2 separate regions of the Homo sapiens genome follow, and region 1 is linked to region 2. Evidence: chromatin contacts called from ENCODE Hi-C or POLR2A ChIA-PET data. All regions are on one chromosome and are shown on one strand. The core of a region is the stretch at or near the end of the contact, and the rest is flanking DNA. Distances in the headings are between cores, read along the strand shown.

Region 1 (6,372 bases), core at 2,766-5,265, 41 kb after region 2:
GGTAGATCTTTTTGGCTTTGAAGTCCATAGGCCCATAGATTCTCTGCTGCAGCTCCTCAACTCTGCCTTATAATGTGAAAGCTGCCAGAGGAAACATGTAAATGAACAGGTGTGGCTGTATTCCTTTATTTATGGACGCTGAAATTTGAATTTCACATAATTTTTACATATCTGGCTGAGCGCGGTGGCTCACACCTGTAATCTCAACATTTTGGGAGGCCGAGGCAGGCGGATCACTTGAGGTCAGGAGTTTGAGACCAGCCTGGCCAACATGGTGAAATCCTGTCTCTACTAAAAATACAAAAATTAGCCAGGCATTTTGGTCCATGCCTGTAATCCCAGCTACTCGGGAGGCTGAGGCAGAAGAATCGCTTGAACCCGGGAGGCGGAGGCTGCAGTGAGCCGAGATTGTGCCACTGCATTCCAACCTGGGCAATAGAGTGAGACTCCGTCTCAAAAAAAAAAAAGTAAGAACTATTCTTAGCTCATGGGCTATACAAAAATGGGTAGTGGGCCAGAATTGGCCTTCAGGCCACAGTTGGCCAATTCTCTGTTGTAGAATGTGCCATCCTGGGGCTCAGATTCCCCATAATCACTGAGGCTGTAAGTCCTGTCCTACCATACGGGTGGTATGAATGGCGAACTGTTTGGTTTGCTCAGGAATGGGGGTTTCCTAGGCTTTAGATTTTTTGGTGCTAAAACCAGTACAGTCCCAGGCAAACCAGGACAGAACAGTTGGTCACCCTAGGTAGTAATCATTAACCCAGAGAGGGCCAGGCTTCAGGAGCCAGCTGGCCAGGGTTCAGGTGTGGCCCCCAGGGCCCCCTCCAGGCATTGCCTTGTCCTTGTGGTTTGTGGTAGGGCCTTGTCCCATTGGGGCTGGCCCTCTGCAAGGAGATGCCCCCTCCTCCATGCAGGAAAACCTCTGTGGTCTGGGAGCTCTCAAAAGGCAGGAAGTTGAATCATCAACTCCGGTAACGTCTCTGTCAGCCTGTGGGTCTGCCCAGGGAGCTCAGGGCTCCAGGCCCAGGGGGCTGGCTCTGCGCTTTGTTTGCTGCTTTCTCTGAACAGGAAAGCTTCAGAATGAGGCTTCTAGAGAAATGAGAGCTGTTGAGTCAGATGGGGAGGAGCGCTGGATGTTAGGTTGACCAAGACTCTCACCCTGCTCTGGCCTGGACTTGCTTTGTGGCCTTCAATGACTCTCTCGCGCTCTCTGTATTTTGGCTTTGGCTTCTACCACAGAAATGCTGATTCTTGAAATCCTCTTAAATTAGGAGTATGAATGATGACCAAAGTGGGAGCACCCCGGCTTCCGAAGACCCGTTTTATCTTTTCTACCAGGGATGCAGGCTGCTCAGACACACTTCCCTGCCTCCTGCCTGCCTGGGAGAAGGACCTGACCAGCCACCCCAGTTCTGGCCACAGGGGCTTTAGGAAGGTGACAAGTCTGGATTTAGGGAGATGGAGGAGAGGGGCAGAAAAGGAGGTCCAGGTTAAAGACAGTTATCCACAGATGACAATGATAACCATACCACCTGTTGTTTATTAAGCACTGACGACGTGCCAGCCTTTCAATGATCTCATCTGATCCTCACAATGACTCTTTCAGTTAAGGATTATCATCATTTTCATTTTATGGGGAAGGCAAATGGAGCCCAGAGAGGATAAGTACCTTGCCCAAGGTCACACAGCTACCATGAGGTGCAGTTGGCATTAACTCTAACTGTGTTAGACTGTGGCTTTGAGGGTTGAGGGCTCAGGAAGCCCACAGGTAGCAAGGGAGGGATGAGACTGGCAGAGAAGTCTAGAGTAGGGTCGGGGGAGAAATTGTTCTTTCTTCCTGGTGCTGCATAGGGACATCCAGAGAATACTAAGAAGTCTGGGGTTTGCTAGGCTTGGAGACCATGTTCCCAGACCAGGGATCATGAGGACACAGTCCCTAAGCCCAGCAAAGCCCAGACTACCTACAGTCTGAATGCTGAACCCCTCGAGACCATTTGGAAAATCTGTCGAGGGCTTGAGGAGGAAATTGGATACATAGCAGGATTTTGCTACAGAGCAGAAATGAGCATTTACTTTCCGAGCAAAGACAGCCCTTCTCCAAGGATGCCCCTGGGTGTCTCTGTATGTACCTCCCCAACCCAGCATGGGTGCCATGCTCAAGGTTCAGACAGAGGACCACAAGCCCCATGCTGCACCATGCATAATGTCCCTCTTCCCCTTTGACGGGGGGGACGATGGGAGCTTGGCAGAATTTAACCATCCTTAGCAGAGGACCACGCCTATGAAGGGCCAATAGGGCCAGTGATGGGCTGTGCTCCTGGGGTGGGGGCAACCCTCAACTTGCTGTCCTCAGTAACACAGCCGATAGATGTCTCTGAGAAAAGAGACCAACCCAGCTGTGCCAGGCAACTGACTGGACCCCTGACTTGGATTCAGGTCAGGTCTAAAGATGCCTTCTCCCCTATTAGCATCAGGTTCAAAGCCAGGCTTAGCCAAACCCTAAACATTCCTTACACTTTCTGGGGAACCACGAAATTCTTCATGAAGCCCTTAATTTAAAAAGCATCTTGTAGGCTGGGCACGGTGGCTCACGCCTGAAATCCCAGCAGCACTTTGGGAAGCCGAGGCGGGCGGATCACGAGGTCAGGAGTGAGACAAGCCTGGCCAACAGAGTGAAACCCCTTTTCTACTAAAAATACAAAAAACTAGCCGGGTGTGGTGGCATGTGCTTGTAATCCCAGCTACTTTGGGGGCTGAGGCAGGAGAATCGCTTGAACTTGGGAGGCAGAGGTTGCAGTGAGCCGAGATCGTGCCACTGCATTCCAGCCTGGGTGACAGTGCGAGACATAGTCTTAAAAAAAGAAAAAAAGAAAAAGAAAAGAAAAGAAAAGCATCTTGTGCTGGGCACGGTGGCTCACGCCTGTAATCCCAGCACTTTGGGAGGCTGAGGCAGGTGGATCACTTGAGGTCAGGAGTTCGAAACCACCCTGGCCAACACAGTGAAACCTCGTCTCTACTAAAAAAAAAAAAAATTAGCCAGGTGTGGTGGCAGGCACCTGTAATCCCAGCTACTTGGGAGGCTGAGGCAGGAGAATCACCTGAACCCAGGAGGCGGAGGTTGCAGTGAGCCGAGATCGCACCATGGCACTCCAGCCTGGGAAACAGAGGGAAACTCCATTTAAAAAAAAAAAAAAAGCATCTTGTTCTGTCTGCTATGTGGGCTCTAACTGGAATTGGTAGGGCTATGGGCTCCAGGAGGCTTCATTAGCCAGAGGACCTACTAGGACTGGGCCTGCACTGATATCTTGAGGTAGAGGTGGGGGCCTGGAAGCTGGGTGCAGGGCTGAGGCCCCTCACTGGGTCTGCACTGAACAGCTAGGCCCAGGAGCCAAATCATGGTTGCAGACATTTGGCTTCCATTATCTGACTATTTGGGACAGCCTCAAGCTAGACTTGATTACTGCAAACCTGAAATAGTTCCTTATTAGACAGGGCTAGCTCACCCTCCTAAATGAGTCTTGTTGGGACTCTCGGGGTCTTGCACTGAGCACACTTCCTCATCCTATCCTCCAGCCCCTCTGGCAGGAAAGTAGGAGCACCCCCAGGGCTTCTGCCCCGGGCCTCTGCACAGACTCCAGGGGCACCTGTGGGGCTGAGGGCAAGTGGCAGCACAGTGCCTCCGGCCAGGACTGGCCCAGCCCTCTTCCCTGTGCCCAGCTCCTCCCCATGGAAGAAAGGGGAGAACAGGACTGGCTACTTGAGGACACCAGGGACTGGGCCTGCCTGAGAGTGACAGTTCTGGGACTCTCCCTGCTCCCGGTGAATGCCAGCCAGGGTGTGGGGCCCAGGAGGCTCCAGTGCTTTCCCAGTCCAAAGGTCACTAACTGCCCAGCCGCTGGGAGTGTGTGCAGGGGGCGGTTCTCCAGCCAGGGAGGTGCAGGAATAAAGGGGGTGTGGGGAGACAGGAAGAGGCTGAGCTTGTGGGGCCTGAGAGCCTCTCCCCTGGGCAGGGTGGGGTCATTGGGCTGCCTTAGATTCCCCCCCCCACCTCTCAGCCTGCTGCCTCTGGACAAAGCTCTGCAGAGGAGCCCCATCTCCTTCAGCCCCCTCCTGCCTTTGGGGTGCAAGTTTCCTGAAGGACTTGAGTGAGATGTCACCAAGCAACAGGCTGTCAGGCTCTTGGCAGCAAGTACTGGCCCAGCGACTCGCGGCAGAGTCTCTCCTTGGGGCGTCTGTCCTTATCAGGGGTGGATGCTGTCAGACTTGCTAATGGTGGAATTTCTGGCATGTGGCAGGTGGGTAAAAGAGACCCCTGGGCTAGGGAGCCATTTGCAAGTCCCTCAGATGGCCTCAGGTGTGGGTCATGCTCCACTGCAGCCATGGTTACTGGGAAGCCAAGTGGACTCCATGGGGCTCCAAGCAGTGGGAGGGAGCTCCTGGGAGACACAGTGTGGCCCAGATGCCCTGGTCATGGGGACATCCAAGCACAGGTGAGAAACTTGGGCAGGGAGGGTGCAGAGGAAATTTGGAAATGGCTGAGAGGCTGGACTCAAGGTCTCTTGGGCTTGAACTGAGCTCAAGCAATCCACCCACTTCAGCTTCCCAAGGTGCTGGGATTACAGTCGTGAGCCATGGCATCCGGCTGGACTCAAGGTCTCTTGTTCCCTGATCCTGGGCTTGGCATGGAGAAGGGAGGAAGCTGAAGGGGGCAGGTAAAAAGATGCCTACCTGGGCACTGTAGACTAAATGAACCCTCAGACTGTGAAAGTCTCAGAAATCAGAGAAAGAGGCCTGGTGTGGTGGCTTGCACCTGTAATCTTAACACTTTGGGAGGCTGAGGCGGGAGGATTGCTTGCGCCCAGGAGGTTGAGGCTGGAATGAGCCATGATCACTCCAGTGCACTCCAGCCTGAGTAACAGAAAGAGACCCTGTCTCAAAAAAGAAAAAAGAAAAAAAAAACAGAGGAAGGGACTGGCACTTCCAAGTCAGAGAGAGCTCCCTGAAGAGGTGGGCCTGGTAATTGAGAAAGAAAGCAGTTGAGACAGACACGGGGGCTATGGGAGCAAGAGTCTGGAGGTGCGAGCATGCCGGGCAGGTGTAAGGACTGGTGAGTCACCAGGGGAAATGTGTAAAAAGGCTGTGGGTAATGAGGTGGCAAACGGTGGAGAGCTCTGCCCTGAGCTCCATACCCTTCCAAGCCTTTGCCCATGCTTATGGTTGAATTGTGTCTCCATGCCATGCACAACAAAGATATACATTGGGCTGGGCACGGTGACTCACGCCTATAATCCCAGCACTTTGGGAGGCCAAGGCAGGTGGATCACCTGAGGTTGGGAGTTCGAAACCAGCCTGACCAACATGGAGAAACCCCGTCTCTACTAAAAATACAAAATTAGCTGGGCGTGCTGGCGCATGCCTGTAATCCCAGCTCATCGGGTGGCTGAGGCAGGAGAATCGCTTGAACCCAGGAGGCAGAGGTTGCGATGAGCCGAGATCGTGCCATTGTGCTCCAGCCTGGGCAACAAGAGCAAAACTCCGTCTCAAAAAAAAAACCAAAAACAAAACAAAACAAAAATATACATTGAAATCCTAACCTCCTGTACCTGTAAAGGTGACTGTATTTGGAAACAGGGTCTTTGCAGATTTAATAGTGTTAAAATAAGGTCATTAGAGTGGGCCCCACTCTGGTATGGCTGGTGTCCTTAGAAGAGGGAAAGTTGTTGAGGTGATGGGTATCCCAACTATCTTGATTTGGTTTTATACATTGTATACATGTGTCCAAATATAACCCGTACCCCCAAAATAGGTACAACTATTATGCAGCAATAAAACATTTTTATTTTTATTTTTACTTTTTTAAAAACAGGGCCAAGTGCAGTGGCTCACACCTATAATCCCAGCACTTTGGGAGGCTGAGGCACGAGGATTGCTTGAGCCCAGGAGTTCATCACCAGCCTGGGCAATATAGCCAGACCCGGTCTCCACAAAAAAATTTTTAAAAATTAGCTGGGCATGGTGGCCTGTGCCTGTAGTCCCAGCTCTTTGGGAGACTGAGGCAGGAGGATCAACTTGAGCCCAGAAGGTCGAAGCTGCAGTAAGCCATGGTCATGCCAGCGGAGTTGAGCCTGGACCACAGAGCAAGACACTATAGGGAAGACAGCCAGGTGAAAATGAAGGCAGAGACCAGAGTTATGCATCCGAAAGGCAAGGAATGCCGGGGGCTGCCAGAAGCTGGAAGAGGCAAGGCAGGATCCCCCACTAAAGGCCTTGGAGGGAGCATGGCTTTAGCAGCACCTCAATTTGGGATGTCTATTTTCCGGAACAGCGGGAATAAGTGTCTGCTGCTGTAAGCCACCCTGCCTGTGGCAC
Region 2 (6,107 bases), core at 361-2,860:
GGGGCCCAGGTCAGACCAACTCAACCACAGAGCAGCGTCTCATCTCAAGACTTCCTCCTCCCTCCCTCCATCCCTCCCTTCCTTTCTTCCCATGAATCAGAGCCTCCCAGAGCCCACGCACTGGTTACTGAGACAGTGGCAAACAGAGGCAGGGGCACATGGGAGTACCCTTATTTCCAATGTTTTCTGAGTCTCCAGGAGGAAGTCCACAGGGCCCAGCAGAAAGAGGTCAAAAGGGAAGGAAGTGGGAGAGTCTCCTTCATTTATTTATTTTATTTTTAGAGACAGGGTCTCACTCTGTCGCCCAGGCTGGAGTGCAGTGGTGCACTCTCAGCTCACTGCAGCTTCAAACTCTTGGTCTCAAGCAACCCTCCTGCCTCAGCATCCTGAGTAGCTGGGAGTACTGGTGCATGCCACTATGCTCGACTACCTTTTTTTTTTTTTTTTTTTTTTGAGAAGGAGTCTCGCTCTGTTGCCCGGGCTGGCATGGCACAATCTCGGCTCACTGCAATCTCCGCCTCCTGGGTTCAAGCAATTCTCCTGCCTCAGCCTCCGGAGCAGCTGGGATTACAGGTGTGCATCACCACACCCTGCTAATTGTATTTTTAGTAGAGATGGGGTTTCACCATGTTGGCCAAGCTGGTTTCAAACTCCTGACCTCAAGTTATCTGCCTGCCTTGGCCTCCCAAAGTGCTGGGATTACAGGAGTGAGCCACCATGTCCAGCCTTGGCTAATTTTTAAATTTTTTGCAGAGACAGGGTCTTGCTTTGTTGCCCAGGATGGTTTCAAACTCCTGGCTTCCAGCAACGCTCTCACCTTGGCCTCCCAAAGTGGAAAGTTTCCATCTAAGCAGTTGTCAGATAAGCCACTCACTTGTATACTGCCTGCCTCATAGAAGAGAGGAGTTTGGCGTTTGAAAGGTTATCTCATCCTCCCCTCTTTTTGAATTGTTTCTTTCATAGGTGCTCCCCCACCCCAAACGACAGACAGCTCACTACCTTGCAGAGCAGCCCTAGGGTGCAGGTTGCCCTTTGCTCCTTGACCCCTCCTGGGGCTCAGACTGGCTTTCTGTAGCATTGTCCTGGCACTGACCTATGGGCAGGGGCCAGCCAGTGGCAGTGGCAGCGACGAGGGCCTGCTGTTGCTCACTTGTCAAGTCCGCAGGTTTCAGGGGCTAACTTGTGAGCAAGCCAGGGGCTTTCTGGATGGAGACTCATCCCTCCAGAGGGCAGGGCTGGGTGTTGGTGTGGGCAGTATTCTGGAGGAGGGTCAGGGGGCCATCCTTGTGCCCAAGAGTTTCCCTCAGAGTGGAGGTCAAGGGGAGCTTAGAGCTGGGAACTTTGCCATCACCTAAAACCAGACTGGACTTGCCTCCAAATGACATACTTGCATTGAGTTAGCTCCCAGGCCAGGAGATGTCCAGGTTCTTGGTTTTGCCCAGTAAGGTACCACCAGGAGACCCACTGGCCCCTCTCAAAGCGGGACATAGGGGCTGGGAAGGGGCAGGAGGGGTCTGGGCGCTTGGAAGCTGCAGCCCCCACCACTCAGTAGCCGTGTGACCTTGTGCAAGTCACTTGGCCTCTCAGAGCCTGTTTCCTTGTCTGTAAGTGGAGGTCATATGGCACCTGCTTCTGAGGCTTGTTGGGGATAACAAACAAGTGACCTGTGAAGTGCCTAGCACAGAGCGAGCGCTCAGAAAGTGCCAGCCTTTGTTATTATATACAGCAAGCGGGGAAACCCGTGGGAAATCCGGGCGCCTCTGGGAAGCTGGGTGTGGTGGGTCGTCCTTCCCGGAGCGGGGGGCGGGGCGTCCCAGGCTCCGCCTCTGCCCATCGCCCCTCCTCCTCGTCCTGCTCCGAGGGGGCCGCGGAGCTTCCTTGCGGCCGGCGGGAGCTGAGTCACGGCGGCCCTGCAAGCGGTTGGCCTTATCTCCGGACTTCGCTGCTCCCGAAAGCCCTCAGCCCGCCTGCCAGGCTACACCTAACTTGCGCCAAGTTCCTCCAGCAGTTCTGGAAATACTCCCAGGGGCCCATCGGCTTGGGGTCCCAGGGAAGGAGGGAGGTCTCCTTCCTGGCTGGCTGGAGCAGTTCCAGAAAGCCCGAGCTTGTGGGCCCCTGGCGGCACGGTGCCTATCTTTCCACCGTTAGCTAAATTTTCCTTGGGGGTAAGGATTGTTTCTCCAGATCTGTCTCAAAATGCACATTCCCCAGGGGTGGAGTGCCACCCGACGCTTTGAAGAGGAAACCAGAAGACTGGAGAACTGGGGCGGATAGATCTTAGGAGCCAAGATGGGGAGAGGGGCTGATGGGGCCGCAGGGATTTGGCAGCCGCCTAAGCTCCCTCAGGCCCCGCCTGCACCTTTCCCAGCCCCCAGGACTCTAGGGGAAGTGGTGGGTGGGGGAGGGGGAAACAGAGCTGACAGATTCTGTAAACAGAGCCGGTTTGGGCCTCGGCCAAGGACGGGGTGTCCTGGCCCAGCCTGGGTGTGAGGCCCATCCGCGGCTCTCCAGGACACCCCGCCCTGCCCGGCTGCCCCGGGGGTGCCCGGCCCAGAGCCAGCTGTAGCCAGGATGTGTCTGACTTGGGATGTGGCCAATTCCCTAGTGGGGAATGTGCCTGGGATTGGGGCGAGGGGTGGGGGTAGCAAAGGAGGGAGCTTCTAAGAACTGTCATTGATCATTCATTCACCCAGTGCCCGGCTCAGCGAAGAGGGCAGCCTCTGGTCCCCGCCTGTGGGAGGTGCCGGTGCTGGATTGTCGCCCCACCCCCGTCTCCATCTCCAATCCTGTCTCTTGCTCTTCTGCTGCCTGAGGCAGAGTCCCCGCGGGGTAGGGAAGCTGAGAGTGGGGCCTCAGGTTCCGAGAGCTCTTCATTGGCCAGGCCTGTCCCCTTGGCTTGTTGCCAAATGTGGTGTTCCATGGCCTCACGATGGCAATTCAGAGATGCAGGAATGCCCTCAAAAAGGGGATGAGGGAGGACAGGCATCCAGGGATACTCAAGGACACTGTTAGAAGCAGGAGCTGTGGTTAGGAGGTGGGGAGAGGACACGGGTGGCCCCGGGACACTGGCACCCCAGCAGGTGGAGGCAGCTGTGGGCTATGCCTTTTAAGATATGGAGAGGAGTTCCTTTGGGAGGAGAGGAGATGGGTTGGCTGAGACTCGTAGGCTGGGGCCAGAGTGCCAGCTACAGATTCTGGACTTTATTGTAGGGGTGAGCATTTCCCAAAATGTGCTCCTGAGTGATCGTGGGTGGGGTGAACAAAAAAGGGTCCTGGGGGCAAATGTATTTGGCAAACACTCTTCAAGAAAGCCTGCAATCCCAGCATTTTGGGAGGCCGAGGCGGGAGGATTACTTGAGCCCAAGAGTTTGAGACCAGCCTGGGCAACATGGTGAAACCCAATCTCTACAAAAATTTTAAAAATTAGCTGGGTGTGGCCGCGCACATCTGTGGTCCCAGTTACTCAGGAGCCTGGGGTGGGAGGCTCACTTAAGCCTGGGCCCAGGTTGAGGCTGCAGTGAGCTATGATTGTGCTACTGCACTTCAGCTCACAGAGTGAAACCATGTCTCAAAAAAAAAAAAAGGAAAAAAAAGAAAAAGCTAAACACCATATACTCCAGGCTTTATCAAAACTTTTATTTCATATGCTAATTAATGAGCATCTTAAAAGAGGGAATAGGGTATTCAGAAGGCTTCCTCACACCTTAACCCTAGCCTCATGGGACTTGTGCTCTTCTGAAAACATTGGAACCCAAGGATTGATAAGTACTTCTTACTTGCTGGCTCTAGCTCAGGTGGAATGAGTGGATACATGTAGACACCAAAGAAAACATGGCTCTTCCCAGAAACCCAGGTTCAATCATCATTTCCTCAAAAGGAGGCCAGCCTGGACACACCTGGATCAAGGGCAGTGGTATAAGAAAATGTTAAATGAATCAAGTCTGGCAGACTTCTCAAGGTTCTGGGTCCCAGACCCCAGGCAATCTCAGGCTCCCTAAATCAGATCCTCAACTCAGCCTCAGTGAGTCCGGGATTCCTGGCCATGGTTGGGGAATCCCATGGTCTCTGCAGAGAACATACTGATCAGAGGTTGTGGCAGGGGCTGCAGCTTGAGGCTGAATTCAGTGTAGTTCCTACACTAGGCCAAATCCTCGGCTGAGCCTTATATGGCCTCATATCTGACTACAAAAAGCATAAGAACAAAGCTGGCCCCCAAACATGGGCTTTCTCATTACCAACTTGGCAAGGCAGTAGCACCCAAGCTGAGCTGCTCAGCGACCCTTCTGACAAAATGCCTCCAGCGCCAGCAAGTCCTGCACCTCAGCTGGGAGGCAGAGGATGACCAGAAGAGCAGCAGAGGAAAGACTGTAGACATGGTACCTTCTTGGACTTGTTCCAAAAATTGTGGCCGGGCACGGTGCCTCATGCCTATAATCCCAGCTACTCGGGAGGCTGAGGCAGGAGAATCACTTGAACCTGGGAGGTGGAGGTTTCAATGAGCCAAGATTGCACTGTTGCAGTCCAATCTGCAGAGTGAGACTCCATCTCAAAAAACAAAAACAAACAAACAAAAAACAGTCACCTGCAGCATCCCCTGGGGCTCCCAGAAATTCTTGGGATATCATGTACGGGGCTGCAGGGTCCCTGCTTGAGCAAGTGGGAATAAGAGTCAGGGACTTTATAGGCATAGGCCGGAACCATGCCTGGGTCCCCTTGTCCTCACAGTCTGGGAAAGCAGTGTGTACATGCCTGCATCCTCTGCATGCTTGCGAGTTACATATAGAAGCTGTAAAATATGGCAAGGTGATGCCCTCTCGTATGCAGTGTAAAAGCAGGCTGAGATGGGAGAGGTCAGTGGGAGCTGGCATCTCCAGGGAAGAGCTCCAAGACGAGGTGGGATGTGGTAAGCCCTTGCAAGTGACTAAGTTTTAGTGGTATAGACAAGAAGATTGACCTGGCCAGTCTGGACAGCATCCAGAGAGAAGCCTGGAGAGGCCCATGGGGTTAGCTTTACCAGCTTCTTTGAGGCACTGAATCTCAGGCTAAGGAATGCAATGGTGTCTTATGGGGGCTTGCAGGATAAGGACCTCCCTTCCATCAAGTCTCACTTCTGCCTCCGTGGCCAGCTGAGCCTCCTGAGTCTTCTTGTATCTTCCTTTTCTCCTTACTCCAGTGTACTCCTCAGCCTGCTACTCTCCGGTTCCCCTACATCATGCTGAAATGGCTGTGGCTGGCATCACCAGAAACCTCCTGGCTTTCAGATCCATAGATTTTTTTTTTATTATACTTTAAGTTTTAGGGTACATGTGCACAATGTGCAGGTTAGTTACATATGTACACATGTGCCATGCTGGTGCACTGCACCCACTAACTCGTCATCTAGCATTAGGTATATCTCTCAATGCTATCCCTCCCCTGTCTCCCCACCCCACAACAGTCCCCAGAGGGTGATGTTCCCCTTCCTGTGTCCATGTGTTCTCATTGTTCAATTCCCACCTATGAGTGAGAATATGCGGTGTTTGGTTTTTTGTTCTTGCGATAGTTTACTGAGAATGATGATTTCCAATTTCATCCATGTCCCTACAAAGGACATGAACTCATCATTTTTAGATTTTTTTTTAAATAACAGCTTGATTGAGATATAATTCACATATTATTCATCCAAAGTGTACAATTGAATGGTTTTTCAAATATTCAGAGTGTGCAACCATTACCACAATCAATGTTAGAACATTTCATCACACCCCCTCCTCAAAAAACTATACCCAGGCCAAGTGTGGTGGCTCACGCCTATAATCCCAGCACTTTGGGAGGCCAAGGTGGGCAGATCACTTGAGGTCAGAAGTTCGAGACCAGCCTGGCCAACATGGTGAAACCCTGCCTCTACTAAAATACAAAAATTAGCTGGGCATGATTTCGGGTGCCTGTAATCTCACCTACTCTGGAGACTGAGGCACAAGAATTGCTTGAACCCAGGAGGCAGAGGCTGCAGTGAGCCAAGATTGCACCATTACATTCCAGCCTGGGTGACAGAGTGAGACTCCATCTCAAAAAAAAAAAAATACATACATATATATAGATAGATATAGATATAGATATAGATATGT

The links. Hi-C counts contacts between places; a loop is a spot of excess contacts on that map. ChIA-PET counts read pairs that join two places held with the same protein, here RNA polymerase II (POLR2A). Pooled maps may share reads with other maps.
Region 1: a loop to region 2 is called in a map of heart left ventricle, with 7 times the contacts of the local background. The contact joins the promoter of LINC01843 here to the enhancer-like site in region 2. A Hi-C loop is called at or near these places in 50 of 168 maps with a recorded cell type or tissue (Caco-2, Calu3, HCT116 and 24 more), 9 of 37 single-sample maps with no recorded cell type and 35 of 50 pooled maps. POLR2A ChIA-PET finds 5 or more read pairs at or near these places in 40 of 52 experiments (A549, A673, AG04449 and 32 more).

The regions. Positions count from the first base shown.
Region 1 is chr5:134,502,537-134,508,908 of GRCh38, forward strand. It overlaps LINC01843 (long intergenic non-protein coding RNA 1843), which reads left to right and starts at 4,016. Exons shown (of 2, transcript NR_105045.1): 1 at 4,016-4,298; 2 at 5,870-6,372. RefSeq lists enhancers at 932-1,271, 3,630-4,284.
Region 2 is chr5:134,464,086-134,470,192 of GRCh38, forward strand. No RefSeq gene overlaps it. Among named protein-coding and RNA genes, the nearest start is that of LINC02999, 32 kb to the left of the region's middle. Within about 2 kb of position 1,611, at least 37 of the 41 ENCODE cell types and tissues checked have a DNase peak (open chromatin) inside an H3K27ac peak, as active enhancers do; they include A673, B cell, GM12878 and 14 more, where a contact is called at or near this core.